Regions from separate parts of the Homo sapiens genome. Here region 2 is linked to region 1. Evidence: chromatin loops called from intact Hi-C (ENCODE). Cell type or tissue: PC-9. All regions are shown on one strand. Each heading gives the region's core, and the rest is flanking DNA. Links, peaks and the distances in the headings are about the cores only. Region 1 has its middle 58 kb from the start of PPP2R3A. Region 2 overlaps PPP2R3A (protein phosphatase 2 regulatory subunit B''alpha).

Region 1 (5,378 bases), core at 287-5,286:
CTTTATTCTTTAAATAAAGTTAGCATCTATTGAGTATCCATGTCTGCCAAATGCAGTGTTAGGCACTGAAGGTACAATGAAGCTTGCATCTGGAAACAGCTGAGCACACGGTACAGTGTGTAAGTGCTTTGACTGGCGGAGAAGGAAGAGGGCGTGCAGAGCACAGAGGAGGCTTCAAAACCAGCCTGCAGTGTCAGAAGCAGCTTTACAGAGGGCACAAGGTCCAAGCTGACTCCAGAGAATAAGTAGGTAGGAGTTACCCAGTTGGTCAAACTGAGGGAAATCCATATCACCTCAAAGCAGCAACATAAAAATAGCCATGGAGCAGTAAGGACTTTAGAGGAATACAAGGAGAGCATTTCAAATAGTCTAAGGACGAGAGCTTCCTCTCTCTCCTAGAAAAGCCACAGAGGAAGAACACAAGATGGCAGTGGTGTTATGGGATTGCATGAAGCAGGGAGGCCTTGATGCATCAGACAAAAACTACAACTCACAATAGAAGTTTGCAAGAAATGGGTACTCCCTTGTCCACGGGGGGCTTGTGAAATAGAGGACAAAGCAGCAATATGTATCAAAAGCCTAAAAAATGTTCCTGGTCCTTGGCCTAGTAATTCAGTCTCTAGAAATGTAGCCTAGGTAAAGATTTTCATACAAGGATGTCTAAAATGGCATTATTTTCCAATGGTAAGGGGCTGGAAACAAGTCAAAGTCTAACACTGAAGTCATAGCTAAATGAACTATGGTACAGTAAAATAGCAGATGGCCAATTGCAATCATGCTCTTGAATAGCATTTAATGATGAAGAAAATACTTGTAATATTAAGTACAAAAAATAGGATCTGAAACTACATAGACAGTATAGTTCATATTTTATTTAAAACTTATCTATAGATGTATGTACATGTGTATGTGTATGTAAAGAAAAAAGACTGGAAGGAAAAATAAAATGTTGGCAGTGGTGGAATTACATGCAGTTTTTATGTTATTCTTTAAGCTTTTTCTAATTTCCAAATTTATAATATTCTAGCCTGAATTTATAATAAACATTATAGAAGAAAATATTAACAGTCTGTCTCTAAGAAATTAGATGAAAGTTGATTTGTTAAATTCTTTATGCTTTCCAAAATATTTTCCCAAATTTCATGCTATTGCTCTTTCTTCTTTTTTTCTTTTTTTTTTTTTTTAGAGACAGGGTCTCACTCTATTGCCCAGGCTGGAGTACAGTGGGGCGATCTCAGCTCACTGCAGCCTCCACCTCCTGGGCTCAAGCAACCCTCCCACCTCAGCCTCTGGAGTAGCTGGGACCACAGGCAAGTACCACCACGCCTGGCTAATTTTTTGTATTTTTGTTAGAGTAGGGTTTCACTGTGTTACCCAGGCTGGCTATTGCTTTTTAAAAGAAACCAATGAAGAAACTTTTTTACTAGGAACCCAGAATGCTTAGAGAACAAGCTGCTATTTTAGGGATTAGTGATTAAGACACCTGCTGGGGACAGATGTCAGCTTAGCAGAGAATGATATGGGGGCTCCCTCCATGTCCCCAGAACAAGAGAACCTCCTATTGCCTTTCTACCTTTTCTGCTCCATGCATATACATTTGAGAATGAGAACTAGCCAAGGCTTTTGACCTTGATCTTTAACCTGAAGTTTTAACTCTGTTATGCCATTTCTCTGTAACCTAACATTAAGAGGTTTTACAAGTGGGTGGGCAAAGCCAGCCCATTAAGCTTGGAAGACACTTCCTAGAGAGCTGGGAGAGGATACTTCACATGAAGGAGAACTTTCCAAAATAAGTACTCAAATCCTTTTGTAAAAGTATCTCCTCACCATTCATTTTTTTACACCAAATTAATTAACAATTTTTCAGCAAGCACAACCCTGACAGGTAGGTATTTGGAGCCTAGGTCACTTCCCCTGTCTTTCCTTCTCCTTGGTGTATTTGTTGTGCTGTATGGAGCTTGAAAGGCATTCCCTTGTTAGAAGAGACAGAAGTGGCCAGGAGTGGTGGCTCATGTCTGTAATCCCAGCACTTTGGGAGGCTGAGGCAGGTGGATCACTTGAGGTCAGGAGTTTGAGACCAGCCTGGCCAACATGGTGAAACCCCGTCTCTACAAGAATATAATAATTAGCTGGGTGTGGTGGCACATGCCTGTACTCGGGAGCTACCGTACTCGGGCGCCTGTACTCAGGCCAGCTACTCCCTCGGGGGACTGAGTGAGGAGAATCACTTGAACCCAAGAGGTGGAGGTTGCAGAAACTCGAGATGGTGCCACTGCACTCTCTAGGCGAGAGAAAAAAGAAGAGACAGAAGTAACACCAGGAGAGTGTAATTCTCTGTTGGTCTTTATCATTTGCAAATATTGCACTAAATTTCCCTAACAGCAAGCCTACAACTTCCATGTTCTTCTTGCTCCATCAGGGCTTTTTAAAATCCCTTTTGCTTGTCTTTAGCCTTTCTGTTTCCTCCACAAGCTTTGGCTTGTTCTGATTGTTAGCCTTCCTGACACTCTTCTCATGGTATGACAGGCCTGGGCCAGCCATCGATTTCCATTGCACCCCATTCCTACAGGATTCTGTTTACCTCACTGTGTAAAAATATAAATACATTTTGTTCCCCAGATTTTGCACCTTTGTACATAGATCTCAAAGCTTTTTGCACACTGTGACCCATTTACTGGATGCTTACACCTGAAAATATCTTTGTTTTCATATTTATTTTATGCTATAGTGGTTATCCTCCCTGATACTTGGGTTCCTGGTTTTACTAGACCAATTTCTCCCTGCCCCTTCACATTTGGGGTGGAAGCTCTCAATTAGGTAGGTGTTTCCTGTCAAACAGGTCTTCCCAGATTTAGTGCAAAGCACTCAGTAATCTCTGCCAGAAGTGCTGGTATCAAAAGCCACAATCTAGAAAAACCAAAGCCTGCTGACACCAGGTGTAGCCAATACTTCAATTTTCGTTCCTCATTATTCTTCACAAGCGGCAACCTTTAAAATGGAGCATGACATATTTATGACCTCTGTCCACCTCTACCCTTAGCTTTCTGTGTTTTTTATAAGAGCCTCCAAAGACAAGAGATACGGCAGCGTTCTTCTGCCTCCAGGACTCACTGCTTCGTATGTAAATCTATAGGTGTGAGTGTTGATCAATACCACTGATATCTCCTGGTAGGTGTTGGCCACATTCTGCTTGCCTGCAGAATGCCTGCTTGCCTCCCGCAAGACAACTCACCCCACTCCCCGCTTCAGGCCACTTGGCTCCCCAGAAGGGAATTGGTCACCAACTTCCATGACTCACCTCTCCCTCACTGGGTGGGAACAGCCTTGCTCATTCCTGCCAGTGCCCGCCACTGAGCATGCTCCCTGACTGTTGAGTGTGGAGCGCTGCTGGGCAGGCGCACAAAGACACTGTCCTCGGCCCAGGCAGAGATGCTTCTCCTCCACCAGCTGCTCTTAATCACTGTTTTACTCGCAAGCTTCTTGAAATTGCCTTAAGCCCCCCTCCCCTCTTAGAAAGGCTTTCTTTCTGCCTTCCTGCCTGGCATGCATCTCCCCGCTGGCTAGGCACCCCTTCTCCTCTGCAGTGTTGGGGGAGCCCCCATCAAGGCTTGCACCCTCTCTACAAGCAGGGGGAACCAATTGCACTCAAAGCACCCAGTGTTCGCTTAGGCAAGAAGCTGAACATGGTGCAGTTTGCAACAATTCTCTAGGCATTTGGTTCTCCTGGCCCTAGAGTCCTTTGTGGCTCTCCCTGCAAAGAAGCACTTGTTCACCAGTTGGTTCTCTAGAAAGCCTGTTCACAGTTCTTCTAAGAGTATAGCTCTTAAATCAGCTGAATCAGCATAAATCAGCAACCTCTTACTGTTAATAATAATTCATAAACTCTACTGAGCTCTCAGCTTTAACTGTTTAAGAAGCAACAAACATAAAACACACAGGAACACCTTACACTTACAATGGTCATGATTTTCCCCTCACCACTTCCCACCCATGCCCCTTTGCTGGGTCTTTAGAACAGAGACTCAGTTGGGCTTTTTCAAGTGCTTCCACCCTCACCTAACCCATGCCTTACTTTTCCTTCCAAGGCCTCAAGTCTGACCTCTATAGCCATGGAATTGTAGATACAAAATGAACCTTGGAGACAATCTCATCACTCCCATTTTTTATCTATAGCAGGTACAAATTTTCACAGGCTCAGAGGTGAAAAATGTAACTTTATTATAATTGAACTTAGTTTTGTTTTTTGAGATGGAGTCTCGCTCTGTCGCCCAGGTTGGAGTGCAGTGGCGTGATGTTGGCTCACTGCAACTTCCACCTCTCCGGTTCAGGCAATTCTCCTGCCTCAGCCTCCCGAGTAGCTAGGATTACAGGTGTGTACCACCATACCCGGCTAATTTTTGTATTTTTTTAGTAGAGGCGGGGTTTCGTCATGTTGGCCAGGCTGGTCTCAAACTCCTGACCTCACGATCCACCCACCTCAGCCTCCCAAAGTGCTGGATTATAGGCGTGAGCCACCGCGCCCAGCCAGAACTTAGTTCTTAAGTTCTCATTTCTGTTCAATCTTGCCAATGCAGAGTAATTCAGTCCCTTTCAGGTTTTTTCTCTCAGGTCCTTTTGGGTTAATACTCAACCAGGTCAGGATTCTCCCCCTGTTCTCCTCCTTTTACCCAGAATCTAAGTTCAGGTGGGGGATGTGTGAAGTGCAGCTTATGTTTCATTCTGGTATTTGACAAAATGGGTGTCATTTGGGCCTACAGCCATTCTCTCACTGTAAGTTTCTGGCAGGACAGCCAGCTTCTCGCTTGGTCCCCAGCACCCGGCACCTGTGTTCACAGCTGCTGTCAGCAGGCCTTCAAGGCCTCTACTCACCAAGTTGAATGGGTTGTGTTCTCCTCACCTAGGTATGCCAGATTTAGTAAATAAAAATGTAGAATGGTCAGGCACGGTGGCTCACGCCTGTAATCCCAGCAGTTTGGGAGGCCAAGGTGGGCAGATCACACGGGGCCAGGAGTTTGAGACCAGCCTGGACAACATGACAAACCTTGTCTCTACTGAAAATACAAAAATTGGCTGGGCACGGTGGCTCACACCTGTAATCCCAGCACTTTGGGAGGCTGAGGTGGGTGGATCACGAGGTCAGGAGATCGAGACCATCCTGGCTAACATGGTGAAACCCCGTCTCTACTGAAAATACAAAAAATTAGCCAGGCGTGGTGGCTGGTGCCTGTAGTCCCAGCTACTTGGGAGCTTGAGGCAGGAGAATGGCGTGAATCCAGGAGGTGGAGCTTGCAGTGAGCCGAGATCACGCCCCTGCACTCCAGCCCGGGTGATAGAGCGAGACTCCGTCTCAAAAAATAAAAAATAAAAATAAAAATAAA
Region 2 (5,378 bases), core at 147-5,146, 100 kb after region 1:
TACTTGTCTTTTTTTAATCTTTCTTTTCTTATGAAAAGTTTAAGTGAGGAATTGGCAAACATTTCTATGAAGAGCAAGATAGTAAATATTTTAGGCTTTATGGGTCAGAGTCTCTGTCATGTAGTCTTATTTGCCCTTTGCAAGACAAACCAACAAACAAACAACCCAGTGCTTTAAAAATGTAAACCATTCTTAGCTCCAAGACTTAGAAAAACAGGCAGTGGGCCAGATTTGGTCCATGGACTGAAGTTTGTCAACCCATCTTAAGCAAATAGAAAAGTATGGTGAATGATACAAAAGCACTGTTATCACCCACCATTTAGCTTTGTCAAATCTTAACATTTTACTGTTTGCTTCAAATCTTCTCCAAATACCTTTTGTCCCAGGGGAATTCAGCAAGAGACTATATAGATATATATGAATCCATTATTTCTCTCAAACCTAAGCTCTGTAATAGTTTTATCTTGATGATCAAGGGCAACAAAAATTGTTCTAACAGAACTTTCCTTCCTAGAGAATATAAAGGGAAATTGCAGACTGCTCTGCTTATATTATTATGAATTCCAAGTTAGTAGAATCCACACCAATAAGGGATAGAGAGTAAGAAGCCTACCTGTCCTTCAGGTGGTAACCTTTTCCCATCGGTTTTCTGGAGTTTAAAGTCAGAATTTAAGCAGGCAGTCTGCCTGACAACCTAATTCACATCTGATCTTCTCTTTTTCCATTCAGCCTCCAAAAATGTTATCTCAAGCTCTCAAATGTATCCGAGGTAAAAATGAAATAGTGAAATAAGAATATGGAAGGAGATGTGTGAATCTCTCTTAAGTTTCCACATCTGGGCTACTAGCCTCTGTTGGCCTTTATTTAGCATTAAATAGCTATTTGTTGAATGAATAAATGAGTAAGTGGATGAATAACCAAGTGAGGGGATGTTCACTTTCCTGCTTTGTCTCCTCAAATGGAAACCGCTCCCTTGCCTGAGGGCCATCCCTTTCCCTGCTTTTTGCTTCTCAAGGATGGGTACAAGAGGACCTGACATCAGGGTGCCCTTCTCAGACTTCAGGGTAGTGCCTCAGCAAGACTCAAGTATCTTACCTAGACCTCTAAGTCTTTTAATTCCTCTAGCCTTTAACACCTAAAAAACGACAGTACCCTAGGAAGGGTCTGGTCACCTTTCCTGGCAAGAGGGAAAGACATCATGTGAGTGTAGATTGTTTTACTTTATTGTGGGGGCAGAAATCCCTCGATAATATGCTGTAGCCATTTTGAGGAGAGGGTGCTTTCTCGATCACCATTGTTCCCACAGGCTTTCTTACAGTACGCTATATACAAGCTCTTTGTTTAAATTTTGAAAATTTTGTAACAATTTACTTTCTCTTTAAGGAATACCTATATATTCATTGTCCTTTTGCCCATTCTTAGAAGTTGCCATCTTCCTCCTCATGGATTTGGGTTGGAAAAGGATATTTCTGGCCGTTTAATTTTAGTACAATTGTTTGTTTATTTGTTTTTGGATGCCCGAGAGAAATCTTTGAAGGTGAGCATAATTTCTGTTGTTACTAGAACTCACTTTGCTTTCTTCTAACCCTGAGCAGGAATTTGTATTTGAGATTTCATTCCAGAGGAAATAAAGAACCTTCCTATGTTAATGATCTAACATTTAGGTTTCCTCATTGTTTAGATAGTATAGTGTATAGTTTTATATGCATATTTGAATGCAGAATAATTAGGAAAATAAATTTAACATTTTAGCAAAGCACATTTTAGGAACTTTGTTAAACGTTCCTTGTGGAGCCTTAATAAACACTTTTCTCTCTTTACTTTCTAGGTTTATATCCATGCCTTCATTAACATTAGCCAGTCATGTCACTGAGGGAAAATGTTTCTTCCCTGGCTTTGTAGGTGCTCATGGTGCCTGGATTCAGTGCTGGGAATGCTTAAGTAGAAATCAAGACACTTAGCAATACAATAGGAAACCATTCTCTCCTCCTCTCAATTGCCACCAAGCAGATTAATAAAAGTAAACACATCTGCCTGGTGGCAAATAGGAATTTGTGGAATGAGCCCAACCTGAATATCCCCCTCCACATTTGGTGGCTTCTGACGTCAGGTACCTTTGCATTAATACCTGCATTCTTTCTGATTAACATCAGGTATCTCAAATATGTCCCCACCTATGTTCACAAGAGCCTGGTAGATATATATGTACTGATGTAGAAGGGTCAAGATAAAGTTAAAAATGTAAATTGCAAGATGTACCATTATGATCCCTTTTTGTTATTAATATATTTTTATGCACACAAAGTTTGGGGTACATATGCTCAATATTATTCATGTTCCTCCAGAAGTAGAAAGTGAATCTCATATCCAGGTGTTCCTGATAAGTCTGCCCTCTCCCAGCCTCCACTCCACCCTTGGCAGGAGTGAAGAGGAGCTCCCAGAACCCAGCTTGCTCCATTAAGCCCACAGGCCTGTCCAACCCTCACAGCTTCACCACCACTCTCTGACTTAAGGTCATCAGGACTAATCTGTCTAATATGCCCTTCATCCTTGTTTACATTAGTCACCACCAGAAATCCAGGAATCCAGATCACCCCCCATCCCCCACCCCACTTTCCTCCTCACACTGCTCTTATATATTTCCTAAGTCCACTTCCAACCCTCCCAACTCCTGAAATCGTTTCACCATGTCCTCTTGCACTCTGAATTCATGATGATTTACCGGCAAAGTTTCCTATGTCATATCTCTTCTCTAAACATTTCCCTTCCTATTATAACTTAAACTCGTCTCTTCCTAAGGATACTGTAGCCAGTGAAATGGTGGCTCTATTCTTTCTCATTCCCACCCCCTATCCCACTGGGCCTGGAGGGGGCAGTAAGGGTTCTTGCATTTCATTGCTGCTCTAGACTATTCTCCTGGCTGCCTCCCTGAAACCAGCCCCGCCCCAACTTTGAACTAATACCATTAGACTCTGCTATCCACTACCTCTTCTGATTGTAGTCATCTACCAACCCAGGTCACTTATTTCTTGAAGGTTTTATCTCCTGGCTTTATGACACACTTTTCAATATTACTCTTGCCACTGTTCGAGTGTTTGATAGATAAGGTATCCAATACAGGAGCTTCTCAATTCCTTGATCTCCTCTAATGAGTCTGTCCTCTGCCCTTCTTCGTTCATTTTCTGGCCTTATGTTTATGTCAGTGGTTTTAAGAGTATGGTTCCCAACTAATACTGTTAGCATTACCTGGACACTTGATAGAAATGCATATTCTCCTACCCCAACCCAAACCTAGTAAATCAGAAACTCTGGGGGTAGGGCTCAACATTTTTTGGTTTTAACAAGCCCTCCGGGTGATTCTGATGCATGATTATGCTTGAGAACCACTGCCATAATTCGTCACTAAAATCATTCCCTTGAATATACTCTGAGGTTCCTTGTCATCCCCTCATTTCATGGTACCCACCTGGAACAGCTCCAACTCAGATTAAATTGTGTTCTCTGTCTACTTTGAGCTTTTATTCGTGCAGCTGAACTTGGCTACAGAAGATCACACAACCATGCTGAGTGGTCTTGCTTTAAATTCATGACCACCAACCTCCAGTGGGTCTTTAGTACTGTGTGGCAGTCCTACTGTGTTTCCCTAGTCCATTCACTTTCCACTCTGCAGGTGCCTTTTTCCCTGTCTTCTAACCTCCAGCATCTTTCCCATCCTCACCCTCAGCTAATCTTGTTTCCTATTTTACTGAGACAACTAAAGCAATCAGAAGAGACCTTTATCCATCTCCTACCCATATCAGTACTAAATATCTTCTCCCTTTCCTTCTATTTCTATTATTTCTATACATGAACCATCCAAGCTCCTGTCTTTTTCTTTTCTTTCTTTCTTTTTTTTTTTTTTTTTTGAGGTGGAGTCTCACTCTATTGCCCAGGCTGGAGTGCAGTGGTGTGATCTTGGCTCACTGTAACCTCTGCCTCCCTCGATTCTCCTGCCTCAGCCTCCCGAGCAGCTGGGACTACAGGCGCATGCCATCACGCTCGGCTAATTTTTTTTTTTTTTTTTTTTTTTTTTTGAGACGGAGTCTCGCTCTGTCGCCCAGGCTGGAGTGCAGTGGCGGGATCTCGGCTCACTGCAAGCTCCGCCTCCCGGGTTCACACCATACTCCTGCCTCAGCCTCCCAAGTAGCTGGGACTACAGGCGCCCGCCACTACGCCCGGCTAATTTTTTGTATTTTTAGTAGAGACGGAGTTTCACCATGTTGGTCAGGCTGGTCTTGAACTCCTGAGCTTGTGATCCGCCCACCTCGGCCTCCCAGAGTGCTGGGATTACAGGCGTGAGCCACCGCGCCCATCCCCAAACTCCTGTCTAAGGCCAGACCTACACTGGGGCTTTATTAATAGATACCATCCCCTCCCATCAACTCACAAACACTCCTGCAGAGATTGACCCATTTCTCCCCTGCAGTCATCAGTTTTTCTCCTCTGCTCAATCACTCCTTCAGCAGATAAACATGCTACAATTCTCCCAGCTTTAAAACAAAACAGACCCCTAGTGCTCCAACATACCAGTTGAGTTAACACTCATTTGTCTGCTCTTCTTCACTCCAGGGCTCTCTGAAAGAGCTGTTATTATTGTTTCCAGTTCCTCCTCTAGCCCTCCTCTTTCTAAATATACCAGACATATTCCCATTTGCTGTTCCTTCTTCCTACAACACCCCCACCCCATACCTGCAGGACTCACTCCATCACCACATCCGTCTTTGTAAAAATATCACTTCACTGAGGCCTTTTTGCCCTAAAAATTTCATGCACACATACAATCTTTGGCATTCCCTTTCCCCCTCTACTGTTTTTTTTTCCCCTAACACTTATCACCCCCTGATATATTATTTCAATTACTGTTTCTTTTTCTCCACTGACTCCTACCACTAGAATGAAACCTCTATGAGAACAGGGAATTTTATCTGTTACATTCACTGCTATATCCCTGGTAGCTGGCACTCAGTGTTCAATTGATATTTGTTAGTAATTGTCACTTTGTATAGGGACTTTTGTTTCTATGTTATATTTCTGTAGTATTTAAATTTTTCCTTACAACCAACCTTATCCTTTTGTAAGAAGAAAAAAATAATAAAGGTAATTTTTCTAAATTCTCTTAGATACCCTAAGAGATTCCACTATTTTAGCCAGGCTTGAGCCCCTGAAACCAGGCTTCCCAATATGATCATCTTCAGAAATTGGATAAAATTACGTGTGTAAACTGATCACTTCAGAAGCTCTATTATACCATATCTTGCAGTCCTTCATAAGAACTGGGAATTACATAGAGATCTTTGAATCAGTCATCTCCCTTGAGATTGCCAGCAAACCGTAACTAG

What was found. Peaks named below come from ENCODE experiments on the same cell type or tissue, not always from the same donor. Only the 100,000 strongest peaks of a DNase experiment are listed, where the experiment ranks them.
Region 2: it touches region 1 in a loop (7-fold over the local background); 2 of 110 quality-filtered maps call a loop at or near these places.

The regions. Positions count from the first base shown.
Region 1 is chr3:135,905,102-135,910,479 of GRCh38, forward strand. No RefSeq gene overlaps it. Among named protein-coding and RNA genes, the nearest start is that of PPP2R3A, 58 kb to the right of the region's middle. In PC-9, for the core only: no CTCF peak of the experiment used is centred there; DNase peaks (open chromatin) are centred at 2,850 and 3,280; H3K4me3 peaks cover 1,711 bases; H3K27ac peaks cover 2,173 bases.
Region 2 is chr3:136,006,372-136,011,749 of GRCh38, forward strand. All of the region lies in intron 2 of PPP2R3A (protein phosphatase 2 regulatory subunit B''alpha), which reads left to right. Among named protein-coding and RNA genes, the nearest start is that of PPP2R3A, 43 kb to the left of the region's middle. RefSeq lists a silencer at 836-1,130. In PC-9, for the core only: no CTCF peak of the experiment used is centred there; a DNase peak (open chromatin) is centred at 2,080; H3K27ac peaks cover 514 bases.